2 separate regions of the Homo sapiens genome follow, and region 1 is linked to region 2. A link is an interaction called in ENCODE POLR2A ChIA-PET data of the cell type or tissue named here. Cell type or tissue: endothelial cell of umbilical vein. All regions are shown on one strand. Each heading gives the region's core, and the rest is flanking DNA. Links, peaks and the distances in the headings are about the cores only.

Region 1 (12,807 bases), core at 4,109-8,108, 800 kb after region 2:
TTTCTGAGGCACATTTCCATGTATGGACATCAGCTCCATGCCTGTTTTCAACTGGCTCTGCAGTGGTCTGCCGTGCAAACGTCTTGGGGTTTTCTTAGTCATTACAGGATTGCTGGGCACTGGGGTTGCTTCCAGCTCGTTGCTATTATAAATAGTTGTGCTGCCTCCGGTTGCTTTTGCATTGAATCACCCACTGCTTAACTGTTTAACTGTTTCCTGGGGATAGTCCTAGCTCACTGAAGGTAGGGATGTGGTTTAACCTTTTGTATCCCCCTCACTGCCCACAGGAGTGCAGGGCTCTAAGAAGAGCTTTATAACAAACACGGTTGCCAGGCGTGGTGGCTCATGCCTGTAATCCCAGCACTTTGGGAAGCCAAGGTGGGCGGATCACCTAAGGCCGGGAGTTTGAGACCAGCCTGACCAACATGGAGAAACCCCATCTCTACTAAAATTACAAAATTAGCCGGGCGTGGGGGCACATGCCTGTAATCCTAGCTACTTGGAAGGCTGAGGCAGGAGAATCACTTGAACCCGGGAGGCGGAGGTTGCGGTGAGCTGAGATTGTACCCTTGCGCTCCAGCCTGGGCAACAAGAGAGAGACTCCGTCTCAAAACAAAAACAAACAAAAACAAAAAGACAAGACAAAACAAATAAAAAAACATGGTTAGCAATGGACTGCACTCTTGCCATGTGCCAGACGCCGGGGTAAGTGCCCTCCACATATCATCTCATTTAATCCGCATAGCCGCCCCACACAGTAGGTGCCACGGTGATTCTCATTTTATCAAGGAGGAAACTAGCGCTTAAGATGATCAGATGCTTTCCCCAAAGCCGTATAGTCAGCAGACGGTGGCTGGTGGAGCTGGCTGAGGCCACTGACTCCACACACCCCTGCTCAGCCTGTCTCATGGAATGTCGCTGGGACGGGCAGATGGCTCCTATAGCCCTTCCAGTGCACTCCTGGCTGGTCCTAGGCTGAGGCTGGGCAGTCTTTTAAATTTATGTATATATTTTAAAATTTATTATTTATTTATTTATTTATTTGAGATGGAGTCTCACTCTGTTGCCTAGGCTAGAGGGCAGTGGCGTGATCTCAGCTCACTGCAACCTCCGCCTCCTGGGTTCAAGCAATTCTCCTGCCTCAGCCTCCCAAGTAGCTGAGACTACAAGCACGCACCACCATGCCTGGTTAATTTTTGTATTTTTAGTAGAGACAGGGTTTCACTATGTCGGCCAGGCTGGTCTCGAACTCCGGACCTCATGATCTGTTTGCCTTGGCCTCCAAAAGTGCTGGGATTACAGGGTGAGCCACCGCACCCGGCTTTATTTATTATTTATTTATATGCAGGATCTCACTCTGTCACTCAGGAAAGAGTACAGCGGTGCAATCTCAGCTCCCTGCAGCCTTGACCTCCTGGGCTCAAGCGATCCTCCCTCCCACCTCAGCCTCCTGAGTAGCTGGGACTACCGGTGTGCACCACTACACTTGGCTAATTTTTAAGTAATTTGTCATAGAGATGGATCTTGCTATGTCGCCCAGGCTGGTCTTGAACTCCTGGGTTCGAGCGATTCTCCCACCTCAGTCCTCCCAAAGTGTTGGGATTACAGACATGAGCCACCATGCCCAGCCTAGGCAGATTTCTTGGCTTGCAGCTTTCTAAGAATGTTCAAGATTTGCCCCATGCAGAATCACATGATTGAAAGTTACTCGTTTGCCTGTGCTGCTAATCCCATGTAGAAGACCACCTTCGAGTGCCTGCACCTGTTTGCTCCCAAGCTCCGTGTCTGCCATGTGAGACATCTGTCACTGTCACACCAGGCTCCAAGTGGACTCAGCATTTCCATTCCAGCTCCTGGGTCCCAGACAGCGTTTTCTAAACAGAAGAGCCCGTCTTCCTCTCATACCCACTGAAGGGAGAATGGAGAAGAGGGCGGGGTTCTGCTTGCAGGGCCCTTTGCACTTCAAATATTTTACAGGAAGGGGATTGCAGATGCACCCTCTGCCAAGGAAGCTTTGAGGGCCAGCATCACATAGCCCTGTGGTGAATGAGAGCTGGCAGGGTGACAGTCTGCGAGGAAGGAAGGATGGAGCTCCGACCCCTTTGCTTTCTGAAACTCCTGCTGAGAGAGTTGGCTCCACAGCCCTGGTAGGGCTCGGGTAGCTGCTGTGGCTGAATCAGTCCTCTGTTATCACCCGCTCGGTGCCATGAAGTGGAAAAGCAGTCTCTGCCCTCCTCGTTCCTCCAATAAGCCCATCCTAATCACCCTTATCATGCTCCTTCCACACCCTGAGAAAAAATGGCCTCGCAGCAGACGTTTGAAGGCACCGGGACTGGAAAAGTCTTTCAAATGGCACCTGATTTGGCTACATGCCTGCAGACAGGTGAAAGTTAGTGCCCCCATTTCACAGGTGAGGCCACTGAGGTTCAGAGAAGTCAATCAATGATGTGATCATGCTCACACATCCCAGCAGTGACCAAATATGTAACGTTCATACACTGTGGAATAGAAACCCACTGATTATCAAATGTCTTTTATTTTATTGTGATTCTTACTTTTTCTTTTTGAGACAGAGTCTCACTCTGTCACCCAGGCTGGAGTGCAGTGGTATGATTATAACTCACTGCTGCCCTGAACTCTGGGGCTCAAGCGATCCTCCCACCTTGGCCTCCTGAGTAGCTGGGACCACAGGTATGCAGCACTACTCCTGGCTAATTTTTGTAGAGATGGAGGGAAGTTCTCACTATGTTGCCAGGCTGGTCTTGAACTCCTGGCCTCAATGATTCTCCCACCTGGGCCTCTCAAACAGCTGAGATTACAGGCATGAGCCACCATGCCTTGCCCCAGATGTCTTTTCTTTCTTTCTTTTCTTTTCTTTTTTCTTTTTTTTTTTAAGGCAGAGTCTCCCTCTGTTGCCTAGGCTGGAGTACAGTGGCGCGATCTTGGCTCACTGCAACCTCCGCCTCCCAGGTCCAAGGAATTCTCATGCCTCAGCCTCCTGAGTAGCTGGGACTATAGGTGTGCACTAGGATGCCTGGCTAATTATTGTAGTTTTAGTAGAGACAGGGTTTCACCATGTTGGCTAGGCTGGTATCGAACTCCTGGCCTCAAGTGATCAGCCCCCCCTCAGCCTCCCAAAGTGTTGGGATTACAGGTGTCAGCTACTGTGCCCAGCCCCAAATGTCTTTTTAAAAATAGCATAATTTTTATAATTAGAAAAGTAGTACATTCCCATTTTAGAAACTGTAGAAAGAATACAAAGAAAGGAAAATAAAAACTGTGATAACTATATGTGTTTTGTGGTATATCATGCCAAACTTTTCATAAATATTTTCTTAGCTGGTTAGTTCCAATTTTCTGTTATTATAAACAATGCTGGGATTAACATTTTGGGAGTAGAGCTTTTTCTGTATTTTGTGAACTTCCATAATCTAGATTTTCCAGAAGTGGAATTACTGGGGCAAATGACATAAGCATTTCCAGTTCTCATGGCGGATGCTGTCTAATTGCTTTTCAGAGGAGTCAATGCCTTCGACACCCCCACTAACAGTGCCTGTTCACCCCACCTTCTACCATCTGAGTGCAAATTAGCTGAGTGTAGTGGTGCATACCTGTAGTCCCAGCTACTCAAGAGGCTGAGGTGAGAGGATTGCTGGAGCCCAGGAGTCGTCGAGGCTGCAGTGAACACTCTATCCTGGGTGACAGAGCAAGATCCTGTCTCAAACAACAACAACAACAAAAAAATAAATAATTTAAAAAGCCTGCCCAGGGTGGTGTTTGGCATAATAGACAAAAAACACATATAGTTATCAAAAGCGTGTTTACAAAGATCTCTTAATTACCAGAGAAAATGCTTATAATGTTAAGTGAGAAAAGTCAGCTACAGAAATTTTTATGCAAAGGAACAAAATTCTGTGAAAATATATGCATGAAGATTATATAATATACTCAAGTGTTGACATTAGGTTCTCTCCAGGTGATGAAATTAATAAACTTAATAAAATGATTGAAGTCCATCAACATCTTCCATTATGGTTTCCTCTATGATGTCTATCTTTGTTAGTCACTTAATTGTTAATAGCTAATTTATCGAGTGTTTCCTCCACACCAGACTCTGCTAAGCACTCCTGTCCCTGGGTTCCCCGCCACCAGTCCTGAATGCCAGGGGTAAGTTTGGGGGCAGGCCTGGGCCACTCTTCCTGAAGTGATCTTCATTCCTGGTTCTGGGCGAGGAACCCCTGAGGAACTTCCCACTTGGCTGCACGACAGTGAAGTCAAGGGGTAAACCTGCCAGGGCCAAACCAGCGAAACCAGCATGCAACCTTCTTTTCTGCCAAAAGCCTCCAACTCCACAAAGGGTTGAACTCTGTGGTGGGCCAAGCTCCCAGTGCGAGATTAAGAGAGAATAAAACATCATTCTTTCCCTCAAAACCTTACCAACTAGTTGAGGGATGGCAGTAAATAGATGACTGTTCTATAAAGTGGAATGCAGGAAGGGCCATAGCAGATGTGAGATTGGAGGACCTTGGGCACTCAGAGTGGGATGTGACAGCTGAAGGGCTCCATGGAGGAGGCACAACTTAACCTCCCCAAAGGGCGAGGAGATGGCAGGAGGGGACCCCAGGCAGAAGGCCTAGGGCAGCCCAAAGGATGGAAGGTGTTGGAGGAGCCATGAGACATTCCAGTGGGAATGAGGAAGGTGGGTCTGAAGGGCAGTGTTTGCCAAGCTCAGGGTCTGCCCTTGGTGTGGGCTGTGGAACCGGAGGTTGTGTCCACTGTTCAGAGGGGGATGATGACAAAAGCCCATGGGGTTAGAGAGGGATCTCAACTTCAGGTGAGCAGTGAAGAGGCTTGAACTAGGGAGATGGATGTGAGAATGGAAGCCAAATGACAGATTTGAGTTAACAGAGATGGAATTGACACTACTAGATGATGGAGTGATGGAATCGTTCCTGGTAGCTTGACTCCCCACCTCCTCTTTCCTTGGCCCCCAGGTCAGCCAGGCACAGTCCCACTGGTTCCACCTCTGTAACATGTCCTGAGGTCATCGGTTCCCTCCAGCTCCAAGGCCACCACCCCATCACGGCTTGTCCGCTTCACTACATTCACCTCCAACCGACCTCCCAGCTTCCCTCATGGCCACTCTAACATCTCCTCCTCACTGTGGCCAGGATCAGGGGGTCCTTGTGATTTGTCATCTGAATGAAGACACTTTTGTAAGTGGAAGGGGCATGGAAGATAATGACAGCAGGCAAAAGACATAAACCAGGACTGTCCTGAGCAAACATGGACACATGGACTCCCCAGCCAGAAGAATCATCCACAAACCTAAGTTACACCACATATCATTCCCCTGCTTAATGGCTTCCCTTTGCGGTTAGAACAAAGCCCTGCATGTGCTCACCCAAAGTCCCTTTCCCAATCTCACCTTCTTCTCCCTCTTGCATCCTTTCCCCTGTGCTCTGGCCCCACAGTCCTTCTTTCAGCTCCAAGAACTTCCACTTGCCAATCCTGCTGCCTCTATGCCCTCCCCCGATTCAGGTCTCCTCCACATGGTGTCTCCCCAGACAGGCTTCCATGACCTTGATGATGACTCCCTCCTCTCCCTAGTCCATTCTCTGACACTCATCACTGTCTGAAAGTAAGTTATTTATGGACCTCTGTTTGAAGCTCCAACATGCAAAGAGCTTGGGAGTCATCACTCTTGTCCTTACAAGAAAGAGCTGAACAAACAGAAAATCGATGACTTTTTGGAAGGACCCATTGGAGAACTGAGCTTGCAGGGCAAACTACCATCCTGAAATCTTGAAAGACAGATAAATCCAGAGTCAGAGCCAAGATCTACTGACCTAGAACAGAAACCACTGGACTCATAAACTGGTAGAAACACTTAAGTGATTATCTTAATGAATCTGGAGGCTGAGTGTGGAGTAGTGTGAGAATGACAAACTCCTAGGGAGTGCAGTCTTGATGGGGCCCCTCACACTTTTTTGGGCTTTACCTCCAGAAACCCTACCAAGTTCTCATGGTGAAGATCCAAGATGGCATCTTGGATGGAAGAGTAATTCTTGTGAAATATACCTAGAGCGTTCTCCAGAACAAAGGCCTACCCTTTGGGGAAAAGGCTTCACCCGAGCCTTGTTCCAAAGCCATGGGGGAAGGACAACCCTCTCACCCCACACCCCTCTGGCTTCCCTGCCTTACCTAAGGTGGGTGGAGGTATATGCAAGAAGAAACACTTGGGTGTCACAGGCTAGGGTCACAGGCCCACTAAAAGCCTGAGATTTAATTGGAAGATTATAGAACTCTTCCCACTCCCCTACATATTACCACCACACCAACAGGCCTGCATATAATTATAGTAAATTACAGCTGAAAGAGCTTTGAGACAGAGACTCTCTTTGAGGAGGAGTATGTAGGGAATCCTGAGGTTAAAAGGGGAGAGAAAAAACACAAACAAGGACATTGGTGGAATTAAAAGGCTCTGGCACCTTTAGTTTTTACAGAAAACACTAAACAAAAAGACCAACTTCTAGCCAGATTCTCATAAATCCTTACATAAGAGGTCTATTTACCTCAGTTCCCATTACCTAATACAACTTGTCCAGCTTTCAACAAAAACGTACAAGTTCCACCAAAATCAAGAAAGAAGTCATAAGAGAGAAAGCAATGATCTAAACCAGACTCAGCTATAACACAGATGTTAAAAATTATCAAGCAGGACACTTAAAGTAACTACGATTAATGTGTTAAGGTCTCTAATGGAAAAAGTAGACAACATGCAAGAATACATGGGTAATGTAAGCAGAGAGATGGAAAACAGAGAGATAAAACCAAAAAGGAAATGCTAGAAATTAAAAAAAAATAATAACAAATGAAGAATGCCTGTGATGGGTTCATCAGTGGAATCAACATGGCTGAGGAAAGAATCAGTGAGCTGAGAATGTTGAAAGAAAATTCACAAACAGAAATATTACAACAACAATAAAAAAAACAACAAAAAATACAATGTCCAAGAACTGTGGGGCAATTACAAAAGCTGTAACATGCACAGAGTCGGAATACAAGAAAGAGAAGAGAAAGAGAATGGAGCAGAACAAATATTTGAAGTAATAATGGCAGTGGGCCTTCTAATATTAATGACGTATACCAAACCACAGATCCAGAAAGTTCAGTGAAATTAAATTAGCTACCTTTGTGTTTGTTGCCTAATTTCAGTTTTAGTACCCTCCAATCCATTTTCCACCCTTCATGAGTGATCTTTATCAACACAAATATCGATTTTATTTCTAATTTCAGACACTTCAATGGCTCCTTATTGCCTTAAGGATAAAAATCCAAATTCCCCAGCATGGCAAAAGAGAAATAGTTCACTATGTAATCCACTGTCCTGGCCAGTCTCAATGCCTGCTTCAGTCTCAAGACTGGTTCGTCTCTGCCCTCAGCTGTTTGGAATTATTAGCAGTTCTATGGAGGGGCCATCAAAAGCCTTTGGGATCTGTGAGGCACAGTGGCTCAGGCCTGTAATCCCAGTGCTTTGAGAGGCTGAGGAGGGAGGATGGCTTGAGCTCAGGAGTTCAAGACCAACGTGGGCAGCATAGCAAGACTCTGTATCTACAATAAAAAAAAAAAAAAAAAGACTGGGCATGATGGCTCATACCTGTAATCCCAGCACTTTGGGAGGCTGAGGTGGAAGAATCACTTGAGTCCAGAAGTTTGAGACCAGCCTGGGCAACACAGCAAGATCCCATATCTAAAAACAAACAAACACACAAAAAAACTTAAAAAAAAATTTCGGGCATGGTGGTATGTGCATACCTGTGGTCCCAGAACTTGGGAGGTTGAAGTGGGAGAATAGTTTCAGCCTGGGAAGTTGAGACTGCAGTGAGCTGTGATTGCACCACTGCACTCCAGCCTGGGCAACAGAGTGAGACTGTCTTAAAAATAATAATAATAATAATAATAATAATAATAATTTTAAAATTAGCTTGGAATGGTGGTGCATGCCTGTAGTCCCAGCTACTCAGAAGGCTGAGGCAGGAAGATCACTTGAGCCTGGGAATTTGAGGCTGCAGTAAGCCATAATTTCGTCACACCTGGGTGACAGAGCAAGACCGTGTCTCAAAAAAGAAAAAAAAAAGCACCTTTGTGCTGTTTTCTCCTGCTTTCTTCTGCTCATTCCTCGCCTTTCCTTTGTCACACAATATTTTAACTGGCTATTTATTTATATCCCTCTCCTGACAGAATGTAACTACCCAAGAGAAGTGTTAATTATTTACAACTTGGAAGTGAGGCATAAAGATGATTACATGCCTATACTTGTGCATTATCCAACACGCCTGCCTACAGGTACCTGACTCTCTAGGGAATATTGTCTTTTCTGATTTACAGTTTACTATTGATCAGGCGTAGACTCTAAAGTTCCATGTTAACTTATAGAAAACTGATAAACTATAGATGATTTTTGTCCAGTAGAGGTGTAAAGGATTTCTGGCGAGTAGAAAATCATAACTGTGTGTGTTACAGTTTTATTACCTTGTAGGATATTAACCAATTTTGAATGTTGTTTTAAAATTGTATTCCATCATCCGTCTACTGTCTCCATCTATATACATAAGTATCTACGCGTCTGTGTATGTGTATATTTTCCCTGGCTTTTTCAGAACTAATGTTACTATTCTGTCAGCTCCATCATTATCGATTTACTGATTTAAATAAGTCATTGGCACAGGCCAGGGCAGCTGAGGAAGTGGGATTGCTCAGCAAACTTTAAGCGAGAGCCTGTCTCAAGGAGTGTGGTCCAGTCAGCAGCTTCTAGGTGCAGTGCCTTCTGGAATCACCATACCAGGGGTCCCCAACTCCCAGGCCCTTGACTGGTACTGATCCATGGCCTTTTAGGAACTAGGCCACACAGCAGGAGGTGAGTGGCTGGCCAACAAGCAAGCAGTACCACCTCAGCTCCACCTCCTGTCAGATCAGCCACAGCATTAGATTCTCATAGGAGCACGAACCCCATTGTGAACTGTGCACGTGAGGGATCTAGGCTGCACAGTGCTTATGAGAATCTAATGCCTGATGATATGAGATGAAAGTTTCATGAAACCACTCCTGACCCTCTCCCCATCCATGGAAAAATTGTCTTCCACAAAACCTATCCCTGGTGCCAAAAAGGTTGGGGACTGCTGCACTACACCTTTCGTGCCAAGGTCAGGCCCAGCCAGTGACAGAGTCCAGAGGGTCCTGGGCCTGGCCATTTCTGACCACTTCCTCCAAGGGATGACTGCTGGGGCTCCTTGGGGGCTGGTCAGACCTCCTCAGAGTTGTCCCTCACTCAGAGGCTCTTTCCTCCCCATTCTCCTTCCTTCCTCTCTCCTTTGCTGGACACTGCCAGTGAGGCCCTGAGGCTGAGTTACTCCCCAGGCCAGGTGTGGGTGGAGGAGGGCAGTTGTGGTCACAGGCTGAGTGGGAAAGGAGCCGGTTTCTTCAGGCCCTTGGAAAATCAGGGAGGAACTGGTATGCTAATTCAGTAATTCTCCCATAGCCTTGACAGGTACAAAATCTCTGAAAACCGGTATTTAAAATTATATTTCTAATCATGCCATTTTCTCTGCTTGGCAATTCAGGAAGTTGAATAGATGATTATGAATCATCCGCAAGTGTGGCTAATTAAATATTTGATCAATAGAATTTAGTGCTTTTCATCTGCAGAGAGTTTTCCTGACATTAACTAATTGAGCCAAAGAAAGGTATCACCTTCATTCTATAGATGGCAAAGCTGGCAAAGGGAAGAGGTTTAAAGAAGCCAGCAAAATAAAAAAATAAAAAATTAATGAGCGAGTGCATGCGGGGGGAGGGAAGCCTGGCTAAGAGGAACTGTGGTCTGCAGACTCCCACTTTGGGCACGTTCATGTCACTGCACAATTTATCACTGCTTGCATCAGGGCAATGCGAACATTCCCAGGTCAGCCCATCGTAGAGTTCAGGTTCCTTGAACTGGAAACAAATGAGCCGGACGGAGCTGGAGTTGGCCCCTGGGGTCTTTAGGGGAAGGTCTTGGCCCAGTTCTGTGCCTAAGAGCAGAGGCTTCCTCTGCAGATCCTAGGACTGTGAAGCCGGAGGCGGCGCTGGAGTTGGAGCCTTGGCTTCTGCGTTGAGCAACAGCGCCACCTGCTGGCCACAGCCTTCCGTCTGCGCGGCTGCCCCTCGCCAGATGCAAAGGTATCTCCTTTGTCGCTTCCGTATTTCCTTCCCTGGCCAGTCCCTGCATTTCCTTTCCTGGCTTCTCCAGCTGGAGGGAGGCAGCTGACAGCTTATATCAAACCTGATAGAAATCTGTTAGAGAGACATTCGGATATTAACAGCAAACACCTCCCCCTAACCCTATCACCCCTGGATAAAATTAGTGTTCATGAGGAAAGGTCTCATTCCCAGGCAGGTCTCGTTCCTCAGCTTCCACTGGAATGGGTCTCTTACCAGCGATGGGAGGATGAGGAAGAACTGAATGTTGAAGACCCTCCTCAGTAAAGGGCATAGCGGGTGCCTCTCGGGGCTGCCTGCGAGGATGTGATGAAATCATGCAGAGAAAGCAGCCTGTTCGGGCGGGGCCTGCGATTCCTCTCCCGCCCTTACCTAAGGCCCTCCCTAAAGCAGGAGGTGACCTTGGGCCTCAGTTTACCTCCATTATTCAACAACAATCAGGTACAGGGGAATGCGGACCACCACATCTGGGTGCCGTCCTTAAAGAGCCTTGCCCCACCCAGCTCTGTTATCTTAGCCGAGTCCCGTAACTTTTGTATGCCTTGGTCTTTTGTTTATGACATGACCAATCTATCTCCCAGGGCCATTCAAAGATTTTTTAAGAGTCAAAATCTAAAAAAAAATTTAATATAGCAAGATTCCAAAACTTTCCATATTTCCAATGCAACAGAACAATTTCGTTTTCCTGAGCAGCTTATAAAATCAGAGCAGCATTTGATAGAGCTGCCTCATGGTCACTGAGGTCTACCAAAAAATGGCACTACTGGGTAGGAAACCCAAGTCCGCCATTTTCCAAGTGCCATGTTGTTTGCTGGAGATTTCAGAAATATCTTTATATGAAGATCAGATGAGAGGAGGATGTAATAGAGTCAGCACCTGTAATGGTTTCAACATCAAGGTCCAAGATGGAAGTGCTAGCGCAGGGCGCAGGATACTATGAAACCAGGCAGCCCTGGAAACACCCCGGGTCCCATGAGAAAGGGACGCACTAGGCCTGGGGATCCTGAGGACCAGAGGAGTCAGTCGCAGGTGCTGTTGCCGGGTCATCCCCACATCTGAAGAGCCCCTTAGCCGGATTCCCCTGGCCCGCCCATGTCCAAGTTCACTTTCCTTCTGTGCACCCTCACCTCAGCCTCGAGGCCCTACTTGCTATGTCCTTATCCTGCCTGTGCCACACGTGGGAGACTGGGTGTGCCTCTCCTCTCCCTCTCCTCCTTCCAGATCTTCTCTTTGGAACTGATGGCTGAAGGACTGATGTCCAGTTGCAGTGAGAAATCCTGCCAGTCCTTTCAGGCCGACTCAGAGGACACCTCCTCCCAGAAGCCACCCTGATCCCTTCCCCTCCCTCCCACCTCCAGCCAGAAGTCCCTCCTGTGGACACGATTCGTTTCCTTGGGCTGTTATGACAAAGTACCACAAACTGGAGTGCTTAAACAACAGAACCTTTATTGTCTCACAGCTCTGGAGGGCGGAAGTCTGAGATCAAGGTGTGGGCAGGGTTGGTTTCTTCTGAGGCCTCTCTTCTGGGCTTGTAGAGGGCCGTCTTCTCCCCGTGCATCTGCACACGGTCTTCCCTCTGTGCATGCCTGCCGCCACTTCCCAATTTCCCCTTCATATAAAGACACTAGTCAGATTGGATTAGGCCTACCCTGAAAACCTCATTTAACTTAATGACTCAAGTATCTCCAAATAAGGTCACATTCTGCGGTACTAGGGGTTAGGACTCCAATCTTTTTGGGGGAGTAGGTGAAGGGGAAAGAGTGGGGCACAATTCCATGCAGAACAGGTTCTTGTTGCATTGCTATTATTATTATTTTTAGAGACAAGGTCTCACTGTATCACCCAGGCTGGAGTGCAGTGGTGCAATAATAGTTCACTGCAGTCTTGAACTCCTGGGCTCAAGTGATCCTCCCACCTCAGTCTCCCAAGTAGCTGGGACTACAGGTGCACCCACCATGATTGACTAACTTTTAAATATTTTTATAGAGATGGGGTCTCACTATGTTGCCCAGGCTGGTCTCAAACTTCTGGGCTCAAGCCATCCTCTTGCCTCAGCTTCCCAGTGTGCTGGGAGTACCGTGTGAGCCACCATGCCTGGCCCTGCATCATTATTTATGCTTCTTGGTGAATTATCATTATTTTTGTGTCCCAGGGAATGCAGATCCCTTGGGGCATCAGAGCCTAGATATAAGATATATTTGCGTTCTGTTGACCCTTAAGCTAAGTACCCACTCAAGAAATAATTGAATGAACAAGTAGTAAATACAAGTATTCATGAATGAATGTGGACCACTGCAAATAATGAGAGGTCTGGAATGTGCAACATGTTACTAGAAATAGACTTCAGCAGATGCTGTGGCTGTCGTGATAACCGTATGTGAATCTGTGGAAAGACTCCATCCAACCAAAAAAAAAAATCTTTCCCACTGGGACCTCAAATACCGTTGGCAAATGACGCTCCCTGCCGGATCTTTGCAGTTCCTGATTTTAATAATGGAATGGCCTCCTTCAGGAAGGAAGCATGGAGGGTGAGCGGGGAGGATGAAAGGA
Region 2 (12,807 bases), core at 5,662-9,661:
CGTGAGCCACCGCACCCAGGCCAGTGTATGTTTTAATTTGTCTTTTCCTAGTGACTAATGGTGTTGATCATCTCTTCATAAGCTTATTTCTCTCTTGAATGCTTTCTTTGGTAAAGCGTCTGTTTAAAATTCTGCCCAATTAAAAAATAGTGTTTTCTTCTTTTTATTTAGTTGTAAGAGTTTTTAGATATTCTTTATATATTCAACATGTATAAACACATATTTTTAACAGCTTTATTAAGATACAGTTCACATACCATAGTTAACCCCTTAAAATATATAATTACATGGATTAGTATCCTCACAGAGTTGTGCAGATATCACCACAATCTAATTTAGAACACTTTCATCACCCCCAAAAGAAACTCATACCCATTAGTAGTCAGTCACTCCCCATTCTCTCCCCACCTCGAGCACTACGCAGCCACTCATCTACTTTCTGTCTATATCGATTTGCCTATTTTGGACATTTCATATAAATGAATAATAGAATACGTACTCTTGTGATTGGTTTCTTTCACTTAGCATAATGTTTTCAGGATTCGTCTAGGTTGTAGCATGTACAAGAATTTCATTCCTTTTTAAGGCTGCATAGTATTCCATTGTATGGATACACTACATTTTAACTATTCATCAATTGATGGATTTGGGTTGTTTACATTTTTTGGCTATTATAAGTAGTGCTGCAATGAACATTCATATATAGGTTGTGTAGACGTGCTTTAAACGTCTCTTGGGTATATGCACATATGTTTTGCAAATATTTTCTCCCCATCTGTGTATCCCATTCTGATTTTCTTAACGGCATCTTCTTAACAGATTTACATTTTGATGAAGTCCAATCCAACAATTTTATGATTCATGCTTTTAGTGTCTTATCTAGGAAACCTTTGTCTAACTCAAGATCACAAAGAATTTATTTTCCTCTAGAGGTTTTATAATTTTAGCTCTTATATTTAGGTCTATAATCCATTTTGAAACAATTTTTGTATATGGTATGAGTTAAGAATCAAGTTCATATGGATATCGAATGTCATACAGATATCTAATATCAGCATTGCTTTTAGAAAGGACGATTGTGTCACCATTTATACCTTGAAACATTTGGCAAAAATCAATTGATTATATATATGTGGGTGTCTTTTCTACTATTATTTCTGTTTTCTTGATCTATGTGTCTATTCTCACACCCAATGCAACTTTGTCTTGATTACTGTAGCTTTATAAAAATGTCTCTAGAAATCAGGTAGTGTAAGTCCTCCAACTTTTTTTTTTCAAAATTGCTTTGCCTACTTGAAGTCCTTTGTATTTCCATGTAAGTGTAGAACCAGCCTGTCAATTTCTACAGATACGTTGCTGAGATTTTTAGTGCAATTGCACTGAGTCAATAAATCTTGGGGAGAATTGACATCTTAATGATATTGAGTCTTCTGATCCATGAACATAGAGTATCTCTCAATTTTCATTGCATCTTTAATTTCTTCCCAGCAACATTTTGTAGTTTTCAGTGTACAGGCTTTGCCCATATTTTATCAAATATAAGTATTTTATACTTTTGATATTTAAAACATTTCCATTCTTATTGCTAGATAGAATATGATTGACTTTTGCATAATGGCTGTGTATCTTATAACCTTACATTCACCTTTTCTAGTTTTTTGCAAATTCCTCTGTTTTCCATTCTTATCACTAGATAGTATATGATTGATTTTTGCATAATGGCTGTGTATCTTGTAACCTTACATTTACCTTTTCTAGTTTTTTGCAAATTCCTTGTTTTCTACACAGACAGCCACACTATCTGCAAATAAAGTTTTACTTATTTTTTCCCCAATGTGTATTTCTTTCATTTATTTTTGTCATGTTTCCCTGGGTGGGATCTCCAGTACAATGTTCAATAAAGGTGTGAGAGCAGATATTCTTGCCTTGTTCCTAATTTTAGGGGGAGAGCAGTAGATCCTACACACTGAGTATGATGTTAACTGTAGGTATTTTGTTGATGCTCTTTATTAGGTTGAGAAAACTCCCTTCAATTCCTGGATTGCTGAGAACATCTATGGCTTGGTGTTTAATTTTGTCAGATGCTTCTTCCACACCTATTGAGATGATTGTTTTTTCTTTTTATGCTATAAATATAGTGAATTACACTACAAACGGTCCCTGCCTTATGACGACTTGACTTTATATCTTTCATCTTTATGATGGTGCAAAAGCAATACACATTCAATAGCAACCATATTTTGATCAAAATATTTTTTGATTAACCATAATTCTGATTTTTTTGGGCCAGCAATATGCAGTACAATACTCTTGTGATGTTGCAAAGCAGCAGTGAGCCGCAGCTTCCACTCAGCCACATGATCATGAGGGTAAACGACTGATATGCCACAGTGTACTACGTTGCCAGCATTCAACACGTTCTTATAAAATAGGATTTGTGTGAAATGATTTTGCCCAACTGTGGGCTAATTAAGTGTTTTGAGCATGTTTAAGCTAGGTTAGGCTAGGCTATGATGTTCAGTAGGCATACTAAATGCATTTTTGACATGGTATTTTAAACTTATGATGGGTTTGTCGGGCTTTAACCCCTGGGAAGAAGCATCTGCAACTGATTTTTGAATGCTTAAAAAGCTTGCACTCCTAGGATAAATCTCACTTGGTCATGATCTATTTTCCTTTTGATATATGGTCCAAATTGATTTCCTAAATTTTGTTAAAAATTTTTGTATCCATGTTTATGAGCAACATCAATGTGTATGTAGATTTGTTTCTTGTAACGTTATTGACTGGTTTTGGTATTAGGTTAATGCTGGCTTTACAGGTGAAGTGGGAAGTGTGTTCTCCTCTTCAATTTTATAGATGAGTTTGTGTAGAATGGGTACAGTTATGTTCCTTACATGTTTGGTAGAATTCACCAGTGAATTTGTTTGGGCTGGGAATTTTCTTTTTGGGAAGATTTTTAACTAGAAATGTAATTTCCATTGATAATAGAAATTTAGGTTATCTATTTCTTCTTGAGTGGATGTTGGTAGTTTGAGTCAAGAAATATGTCATTTTCATCTAAGTTGCCAAATTTACTGGCATAAAGTTCATTAATATTTCCTTATTATTTCTTTATAGGCTCTGTAATGATGTGCCTCTCTCAGTCCTGGTATTAGTAATTTGTATCTCTTTTCTTCTTTCCTTGATCTATCCTGGTAGAGGTTTATCAATTTTACTAATCTTTAAAAAAATAGATTCTGATTTCATTGATTTACTCTATTTTGTTTTCTGTGCTATTGTTGTTATTTCCTCTTTCCTGCTTGGTTTCGGTTTAATTTTGTTTTGTTTCATTTCTTAAGATGGAAGCTTAGATAAGATTCAATCCTTTATTATTTTCTAATATAAGCATTTAATACTATACATTTTCTTATATTCATTGCTTTTGCTGCAAGCTACAAGTTTTGATATGTTGTATTTACCTTTAGCTCATATTTTATAATTTATTTTTAACCACATCTGGGCTAATGTGGTGTCAATTTTCCAATAATTTGGGGGATTTTTCAGATACATTTGATTTACTGATTTCTACTTTAATAAATTCTTTTGTAGTCAAATAAAATACTTTATTTGCAATTCTTTTAAATCTGAGAGTTGACTTATGGCCCATAATATGGTCCCTCTTCATGAATGTCCCATGTGTTAGGAAAAAAGTGTGTATTCTGCTACTGTTGAATAGAATGTGAGCTAGAGCAGAGGACAATGTTCACATATTGAACGTCCTAATATATTCTCCCATTGATAGGATGAGATGAAATCTGTTCTACATTTTCATGTCAACATAATCACTGCACTTTAATAGTATCCTTTTCAAGGTTCTTTTTAAGTTTGCACACAGATTTGAAAAATCTCATTCCCCATCCATTCTTTTCCACCAGGCTATGAAATGTATATTGCTCTTATATTTTCCATTCATATACTTCAAGGCGAAGATTGAGATACTGTAAACTATTCTCACATGAGATGTGATACAGGCTAGGTAAGAGCATGGATTTCGGGCTGAACATAGTGGCTAAAGCCTATAATCCCAGCACTTTGGGAGGCCAAGGCAGGAGGATTCCTCCAGCCGAGGAGTTCAAGACCAGCCTGGGAAACAGTGAGACTCCCTGACTCTCCAACAAAAACAAACAAACAAACAAACAAACAGCCAGGTGTGGTGGTGTATGCCTGTTGTCCTAGCTACTCAGGAGGCTGAGGTGGGAGAATCACTTGAGCCCAGGAGGTTTGAGGCTGCAGTGAGCCATGTTCACACCACCATACTTCAGCCCAGGCAATAGAGCAAGACCCTGCCTCAAAAAAATAAAAAAGAAGAAGCATGGATTTGGACTCAGATAAGCCTATGTTCATATCCTCATTCTGCTACTTAAGACGTATGTGTTCATGGGCACATTGTCTTTATTTGTATTTTTTATGAGGCTTTTGTGAACATTTTGATAGTAGTGAAATACCTGTGCATGGCATGAATAAATAATATATGGCCCTGCTATTATTTTTGTTGTATGTCATATGAGGGAATACTGGGAAAGGTCCATGTACGTTTTCTTTCTGAAAAGTTCTGGTAATGCCTAAATTCCTTTATTAGTCATTTATCCATACATATCAAGCACTGCCCTCATTGAACTTTATATTACATTGTGGATACCTCCTAAGAAGAGTATCTTATTCTTAGTTCCTAATCCTTTTCAGTCAGTCTGTTTATTGGTAGCTGCTCTCAGTGACAGGGGAAATCAGGCAACATGGTAACGAGCACCTACGAATATGGGGTCCTAGAAAGGGAAGTGAATTCTACAAAGGAGAGCTGACTAGGATCAGTCCTATCGCTCCTATTGGAGGTAGTCATGTCCACAAGCCAGCAATACCTGTGCCATATACCATGAGGTTAAGCACCAGGAAGACACCTAGAAATACACTTTCAAAAAATCAAAATAGTAAGGCAATAGAAAAAGAAGGCATAATTTATTGTGTCTATTATGACTAGTGTTTAATAAGACTTATAAGAAAATAATCAAATTATTAGATCATTTAACATATATTCTGGAATTAGAAGCAAAAAAAGTGAGAACATAGCTGAGCTCCATAAACATGCAAATTATATTTTTATTCAACAAATATCTGTTGTCCCAACTTATGCCAGGCACCCTGTTAGGCAGTGAGGAATGTGAGAGTGACTATGACAAATGTGGTTCCTGTTCCTAGTGGGGAAGGAATATAAATAATAGTATCAGAGGTATGATGACAGAAGTGCAGGAGCTGAGAGTCAGAAAGGCATCTAAACCCAGGCTTCCCTGAAATGACCTGAAGCATGAAATGCGGAGGATTAAGGATTTCAGGAAGAAGGAGCAACCTGTGAAGAGGTTTTGTCAACTCTGACCTCTCCAGAAACATTTAGCCACAAGAAAATCCATAATTTAGTGGAGAATGTCTAAAACATTTAGTGTTACCCAAATTCAGCTCAAGATGAATCAAATGCAGGATGACAATGTACCCCATTTCACAGTTTTCCAAAGAAAATACTGATAATGATGAAAAGAATGACAGCAGTTCAGGCTTGTTGATGCATTTTATTGTGAGATGGGAGTCTGGTAAAAAACTAGAAAATGACCATGATGTAACAAGGAACTTAAAAATGAAGAGTCAGATCTGTAACTTACATACATGAATACAGGAACAAATTGGCACAAAATGTTAAACATTGTTCCCAACACTGTTTATAGAAGTTAATCCTAATTTGGCTTACTAAGGAAATGAGAGTTGTATGGTTAGGCTGATTTCTTAATAAAACTGCAGAGCATCATGCTATTAGTCACACAGTGAATTTCAAAATTTAAGTTTTATATTAAAAACTGGGTAAAGGTAAAATGACTTGATTGTAGTTGTAAAACTAATACATTCCCATTTAAGTTCTGTTCTACAGTCCAAGGCAAGTATAAATGTTAACATAACACTGTTAAATCAAATCTCAATGCAGGAGAACCAATTGCATCTCTACTTTAAATCTTATCAACTTTCCAAATTTTCATACTAAAATATATTATTGTATTAATACAAACTACAGTATTATACACTACACTGTGTAATAAATAAAGAAATATAAAAATAAGACACATAAATATAAAAGTTTTCTAAAACTAAAAGTACATATGTCAGTAAGAAGGGTATTAATACTGCCAGGTTTGAAGACATACAGTACAAAAATGTTGCACAGATCTATAAACTAAAAGAAATAAAATAATACTGATAGGTAAAAATCAGCTAATGTTGTTAATAAATTGGGTCCATAATAACTAACATTTGGAAACAGTTATGAGCCAAATAACAATAGCATGTCCATGTCTGAAATGCAAGTACATGGATAAAGCAGATTAGAAAATTTCCCTTTCGTTTCTGTAGAGAAATTCTGAAAATCAATCAACATAAAATCAATACCGAGGAATTGAAGGATGAAATGTCCCAGTGTTTCAGTTTCTCTGACAGAGTCAGTGGTTTTAAGTTTTATTTGGGAATTTTGATACAAGAGACAAATCAACAAATGCTAGTTATTGTAGGCCACACATTGGATGAAGGCGGGTTAGAGCCTTGAAAATACTGAGAAATGGCACTTACAGCACACAGGTCTTGCTTAAGGCCAAAGGAGATACAAAGCTTCATGTCATATCCTTCATATGTTACCACATATTCAAACACAATCACAAACACTGATTCTGATGATTTTGCTGTCCTTATCAGATTAACATTGTTAGTCCCTGCAATCAGAACTCAATGGCAATCTTTTGAACTCCATTTTAAACCACGTGAGTAAGAAACTTCAGTTCTTCTATCAGCTGCTTTCTTAAGGCTAACAATACACTTTAAATGATAATACGCTCTACTAAGACATCTAAATATTAGAAATTACTACCTTCTAGACTGAATTTATAAAAGGTAGTTAGCACGGGTTGGAACTACATTATACTTCTCTGTGAAGGGAATTTTGTAGTGCAGAAGTTCTCACATTTTAAAAAACATAATAAAATACTGAAGCGGATTTAGCATATGTTTACCAATAAAAAATTATAAAATTTCTCCCAATTGTACAGCTTAAGAATAAACCAACATAAGAGTGATAATACTGATAAGATAAAACAATGCCAGATGCATATCTAATTAATCAGCTTCCTTTAACCTCTTGTATTGTTGCTCTCTGAGTCATTAAGGTTTTCTAATCTGCTGCATGTTACAAACTTGTTCCTAACTTTGAAAACTGCATGAAAAATTACTAGGTCTGAGGTTCAGGCACACCCGGATTTATTTTGTGTGTGTGTGTGTGTGTGTGTGTGTGTGTGTGTGTGTGTTTTGTATTTTGTATTTTTTTAGTTTTTACTTTACACAGTAGTGAACAGGAATCACAGCATACAGGTTACTGTGTTTCCATGAAAAGCAAGGATAATATTGAACGAAATTCATTATCAATTAGAATTTATTTTCCTTCTAGAAAAACGATTAGGCTTCATTTGTCTTTTCTTCAGACACTTGCTCACTACTCTCGCCTACTTTTTGTCCTAAGCTGCTTGCTTGACTTTCAGCCCTGTCATCCTTCATCAGACCTTCAGTTTTTGCTTCTTCTCCCTCATTCTCTGCCTCTTCTACCTCTTCTTCTTCCACTTCTTCCTCCTCCTCCTCCTCTTCCTCATCCCCTTGTGGTTTTTCACATTCTTTTTCTTCCTGCAATTCTTCCATCTCTTTATCCTCCTCCTCTTCCTCTTTTTCACTGTCTTCATCCTCTTCCCTTGTCAAACTCTCTCTCTCGTCCGAGTCGCCCTGTGAGGGAGACGCCCTGGCACCCACGTGCTCATTCGAGAGGATTTCAGGCCCTGCCTCTTCCTGCTCTGTGCTGTCACGTTCTTCCGCTTCTCTCTTACAGTAGGAGTAGCGATGATTCATGTGTTGAGAATAAGACCCAGAGTGTGAGAAGCGCTTTCCACATTTGTCACATTGATAGGGCTTTTCTCCAGAATGTAATCGCATGTGTTCAATCAAATGATGTTTGTGTTTAAATGCCTTTTTACAGATTCCACACTCATGAGGTCTTTTACCTGCAAAATAAGAATTCTGTTAAATAAAATGGTGGTATTCAGCAAATAAAATCCTTATACGGTTTTTGGGGTACTTCATGTTGTAGAAAGGGGAGGGTTATTAGTTTCATTTTTAAAACATTTCCAGGTCCCAAACTCTTTGTAATATAATATTGCAATTTGGTTTGTTCTTTACATTAAAAAACGTAGTGCTCTACACTCTGCTGTGCAGATGATTAGGTCAATGGGAGCTACATGACATTGAAATGCCAAAAATACAAGCATCATGACAGCGAGGTGGAAAATGGGCCAAGTGCAGCTGGGAGGAGATGTCTGGTAGTGAACGAGCACAGTGAGGGCAGACAGGGACAGACTTGCTGCTCACCTTGTGTTCATTATCACTACAAGGTCCCTTTTTAGTCATTTTGTTTTCCTAGTCACAAGCTCTGCTCCCAGTGAAATTTTAATGTTTACTATACACTTTTTATATACGATAAAACTCATAAATATACAGTATATATACTGAGCTTCTTTAGAAAACCACAGCCATTGTAGTATCTCAGACTTTTTTGCCCCCTAAGAAACAAGTTTTGGCCCGTGAGGGCAATATTGCCCCTCCTGAGAACGCATGGGCTACAGGAGTGTTGCTGCCCAGACATGAAAAGGACTGGCAACAACTGATCATAGTCAGGATCGATAATGTCCAATTTCAGAGCTATCAAGCAGTTAACACTAACAAATGCAGAAATGATTTTTAATTTTAGAAATAGTGTAGTTTTTCATATATATTTTTCACTTTGATATTTGCTAATATTTAACTTTGCCTGAAGAGGAAGGGGATTTTCTAACTCTTCTTAGATCTCTGAAAACCAGAGGACTGAGTTACAAGGGGCTGATTTTGAGAGGTGTGACTTTCTCTTATGTAACCAGTTTTTAGCTCCAAGAACCTTCCAAGTGTCACTGTATGAATCCACAGATTGAAGAAGGAAAAACAATTCTATCTTTTCTCACAAGAGTAAAAAATACACTGAAACAGTTAAGAATATGAAAGATAAATATGGATACTGTAGTCATAATGGCTGGTAGTGGGGGCAGGGAAGAGCAGGTAGGGGATTAAAGAGCTCAGGATAAACCCAGCCCCTTCTACAGCAACCCATGTTAGAGAGAGACACAGGAGTGTGCTGGAGCCAGTTTGTACTGGCTGGAGAGAGTCTACTGCTAAATTTTCAGGAATTCTGCAAGCTGACATCACATTCAAGCTCGAAATCCACCATGATGGGAGTATTTATGCCACAAAAAGCTGCAAACACTACAAATCAGGGCTTCCCCACCCTTCAGAGAACCAGGTGTTAAAATTTATCAGTACTTCACTGATGGAAGGAATGAAATAGGCCAGGAGTTGGCAACTATTTTCTGTAAAGGGTAGTGAGTATTAAAGGCTTTGCAGGCCAAATGGTCTCTGTAGTAGCTTCTCAATCCTGCCATTGTAGAACAGCATGAAAGCTGACATAGACAAAATGTAAATGAATAGGCGATGCTGTCTTCCAACTAATTTTATTTACGGATGCTGATATTTGACTTTCACATAATTTTCATCAGTCATAAATATTCTTTTCATCTTTTCCAATCATTTAAAAATGTAAAAACAAAATCAAAAACTACCATTCTTACCTCATAGAAAAACATGCGTATGCTCACATTTGGCCTGTGAGCTATAGTTTGCCATCCCTGAGTCAACCTAAGGAGGCATATTTTGTGGCAGAATTACAGGATCTCAGAATTACAGGATCTTAGAATCTTCTAGTCCAACCTCTTAGGCAGAACTTCTTACTTAAAACAAAAGATCTTGACTTGCCAGGACAGCTTGCCGCATGCTTATGAAGCAGCTTTTTCTTTTATGAAGCCAGATCCTGTCTCCCTATGACTTTAGCCCACTGGTCTCATATTTTTTATTAATGGGTACTATGTACTATGTTTTTATTAATATAGCATAAGCTTGCATTAAATGAATGCGGACAGAATAAATGCTGTGTCAGCTTAAAGGAAATAAGTCATGAAAAAAACAAAAAAACAGATGAAGCAAAAAACCAAAAGAAAGGCACAGACCTTAAGTACTAGGTAGAAGTGGGCAAACAGGTGAAAATGGCCAGATCAGATAAGTAAAAAATAAGAAAATTAATTCTGGGTCAAGCGTGGTGGCTCATGCCTGTAATACCAGCACTTTGGGAGGCCGAGGTGGGTAGATGGCTCGAGCTCATTAGTTCAAGACCAGCCTGGGCAACATGGCAAAACCCGTCTATATCAAAATTGGCCAGGTGTGGTGGTATGTGCCTATAGTCCCAGCTACTCAGGAGGCTGAGATGAAAGGATGGCTTGAGCCCGGGAGGCGGAGGTTGCAGTGAGCCGAGATTGAGATTGCGTGCCACTGCACTCCAGCCTGGGTGACTAGAGCCAGACCTTGTCTCAAAACAAAATAAAAAAAAAAAAAAAGAAAGAAAATTCTAAAACTTTAGTTTTTAATTTTGCATCTTCCAGTATATCATATCATGGACACTTTATGTTTGTGTTCACTGACATACCTGTGTGTTCATATTTATGTCTCAATAATGAACTACTCTTTTGGAATATCTTGTCACACAAATCACAAGCATACATTCCATTTTCTGTCTTCCGCATTTTCTTTTTGGGCGGTGTAGAATCAGAGTCATTCTGATCCTCTACATTTGATACTCCTTCTGAGCTAGTATCTTGTCTTTCATCCTAGAGGGAGAAAGGTGTGAGAAAATGTAATTTAACATTAAAAGATAAACAAGAGATATACATAAAAGCATGAGATAAAGAACTACTTTAACTTATACTTTTATACTTTCAAGGACTTGACCAAAGCAAGCACACTGATCTTCACTGCACATGTGCCCCAAGGGTGGGGCCAGATCACAGGTGGAGATGACAAAGACAAGAGTGAGGTTGGGGATAACACAGTCAAAACCATAGCAAAGACATATACTCAACTGGTACTGGAAAGAAAGCAAGGACACCGAAAAGAAAGCATGTAAAATATATAGTAACAGAGTTTACCTAGTTTCATGTGAATCATTACTTTACGAGAAATTTGCAGAAGGTTTTAACTTATTAGTTTGCTAATTAATCGCTCATTACTAACTGCATCTTTTGCCTTCATTTTTCTCATTCTGGGTTTCACTAAGCAAAAGCTAACATTCTATTTTTAAAACCTGGTCTTTCAATTGTATCCTCCAGAACTTCAGGGTTCTTTAACCTCCACGGTCTCCTTGAAAAGAGAGAGGTGTGCTCTACCACTTGTCTAAGGAGCAAGATGGAAAAACAATGCAGGAGGGTCTATCTTTTTAACAGAAATAATTGCTAATCAAAATGAACCTTTAGAAACTCCAGGCAGTCTCATGGAGATAATTTTGGGCAGCACGTTCTTATGTAAGCCAAATAACCCTGCAGGGAGCCTGTTGTGGAACTGGGTCCCCTAAGATCTTCCTACCTTATCTAGAGTGTTCCACGCCATTGCCTCAAACCCACACATTTTCTAAAAGTTGAAGGTTTTTCACAACATTTCTTATGGCTCTATGAGGCAAGAGAGGTGCAGCCATTTGTCCCTGTCATTTGTGAGTGGCCCTGGTGCTGAAGTAACTTGATTCTACTTTCACTGCTACTTGATCTAGTCACGTGACACGTGAGTCTATGAAATGCTAAGGATGGCTCTTTTTCTATTCAAAGGCATGCAAAGTGTTCTGTACACTAAAAATTTAGAGGAATTCAATGATCACGTAAGAACTTTTTTTCAAGAGTTATCACAATTACAGGAAACCCAATCAATAGCAATATTTAAGGGAAAACAAAAGCAGCAAATACAAGTTTGAGCAGGATATTGAAATTATTATACTTATAGAAAATATTTGCATAAAATATCAAATTTGTCTCTAGTATTCATTTGATTCCATCAGAAATTGATGGAAAAAATGGGAAAACATCAACATCAGTGACATGGAAAAAGTCTGGACAATGAGGCATACAATAGCTCTATCCAAAACTATTGTGGATTTTGGGGTAAGACCAGTTCAAGGGTTCTTCCTGGACAGAATAAACACTGTTGTGGTAAACACTGTGATAGTTAAGGAGGAAAATGCATATGTATTTTTAGGTTCACAGCCACACTTCCTCATATACATTATGACTGAACACTGTTTATGCACAGTTCATAAAATGATCAGTAAATTCACAAGATGCGTTCTTTGTATACTTCATTCCTGTTTATTTAATTAAAACCTTTTATAAACAGATGTATTAGTATATAAAAGTGATAGATAAGTTTGCCTGGTATGAACCTGTGAATGGGAACATATTTTCATTAATTAATGACCATAATCAAGGCAGAAACTATTACTAATTTTAGGAATTTAGCTATAAAAACAGAAACCCAATTAGCGAGTATTTCAATTTTGTTTTTTGATTTCTAACTTCAAACAGGTTTTTAGCTGGGACTTAAAAATCATCTTTCAGTAGAATAGCATTTCAAACTTTAAGCTGGTAACAATACCCTGGATTAGCAAACAACCAACTGAAGACATCATGCCAGAAAAGTTAAAGCAAACATTGATCCTTTTAAAAATGACAGTTTGTAATAATCTAGTTGGCTCTACGGGACTGATATTTATTAGACAAAGTTAATTGAAATTAGTCAAATAGC

Evidence for each region. ChIA-PET counts read pairs that join two places held together with the same protein. Peaks named below come from ENCODE experiments on the same cell type or tissue, not always from the same donor. Only the 100,000 strongest peaks of a DNase experiment are listed, where the experiment ranks them.
Region 1: POLR2A ChIA-PET joins it to region 2 with 5 read pairs; 2 of 35 experiments call an interaction of 5 or more read pairs at or near these places.

What each region holds. Positions count from the first base shown.
Region 1 is chr10:30,724,332-30,737,138 of GRCh38, reverse strand. No RefSeq gene overlaps it. Among named protein-coding and RNA genes, the nearest start is that of LINC02644, 7.5 kb to the right of the region's middle. RefSeq lists an enhancer at 1-14. In endothelial cell of umbilical vein, for the core only: no CTCF peak of the experiment used is centred there; no DNase peak of the experiment used is centred there.
Region 2 is chr10:31,521,976-31,534,782 of GRCh38, reverse strand. ZEB1 (zinc finger E-box binding homeobox 1) reads right to left here. Exons shown (of 9, transcript NM_001174096.2): 8 at 10,670-10,850; 9 at 4,979-8,111. The coding sequence ends at 7,519. Among named protein-coding and RNA genes, the nearest start is that of MACORIS, 180 kb to the left of the region's middle. In endothelial cell of umbilical vein, for the core only: no CTCF peak of the experiment used is centred there; no DNase peak of the experiment used is centred there; H3K27ac peaks cover 465 bases.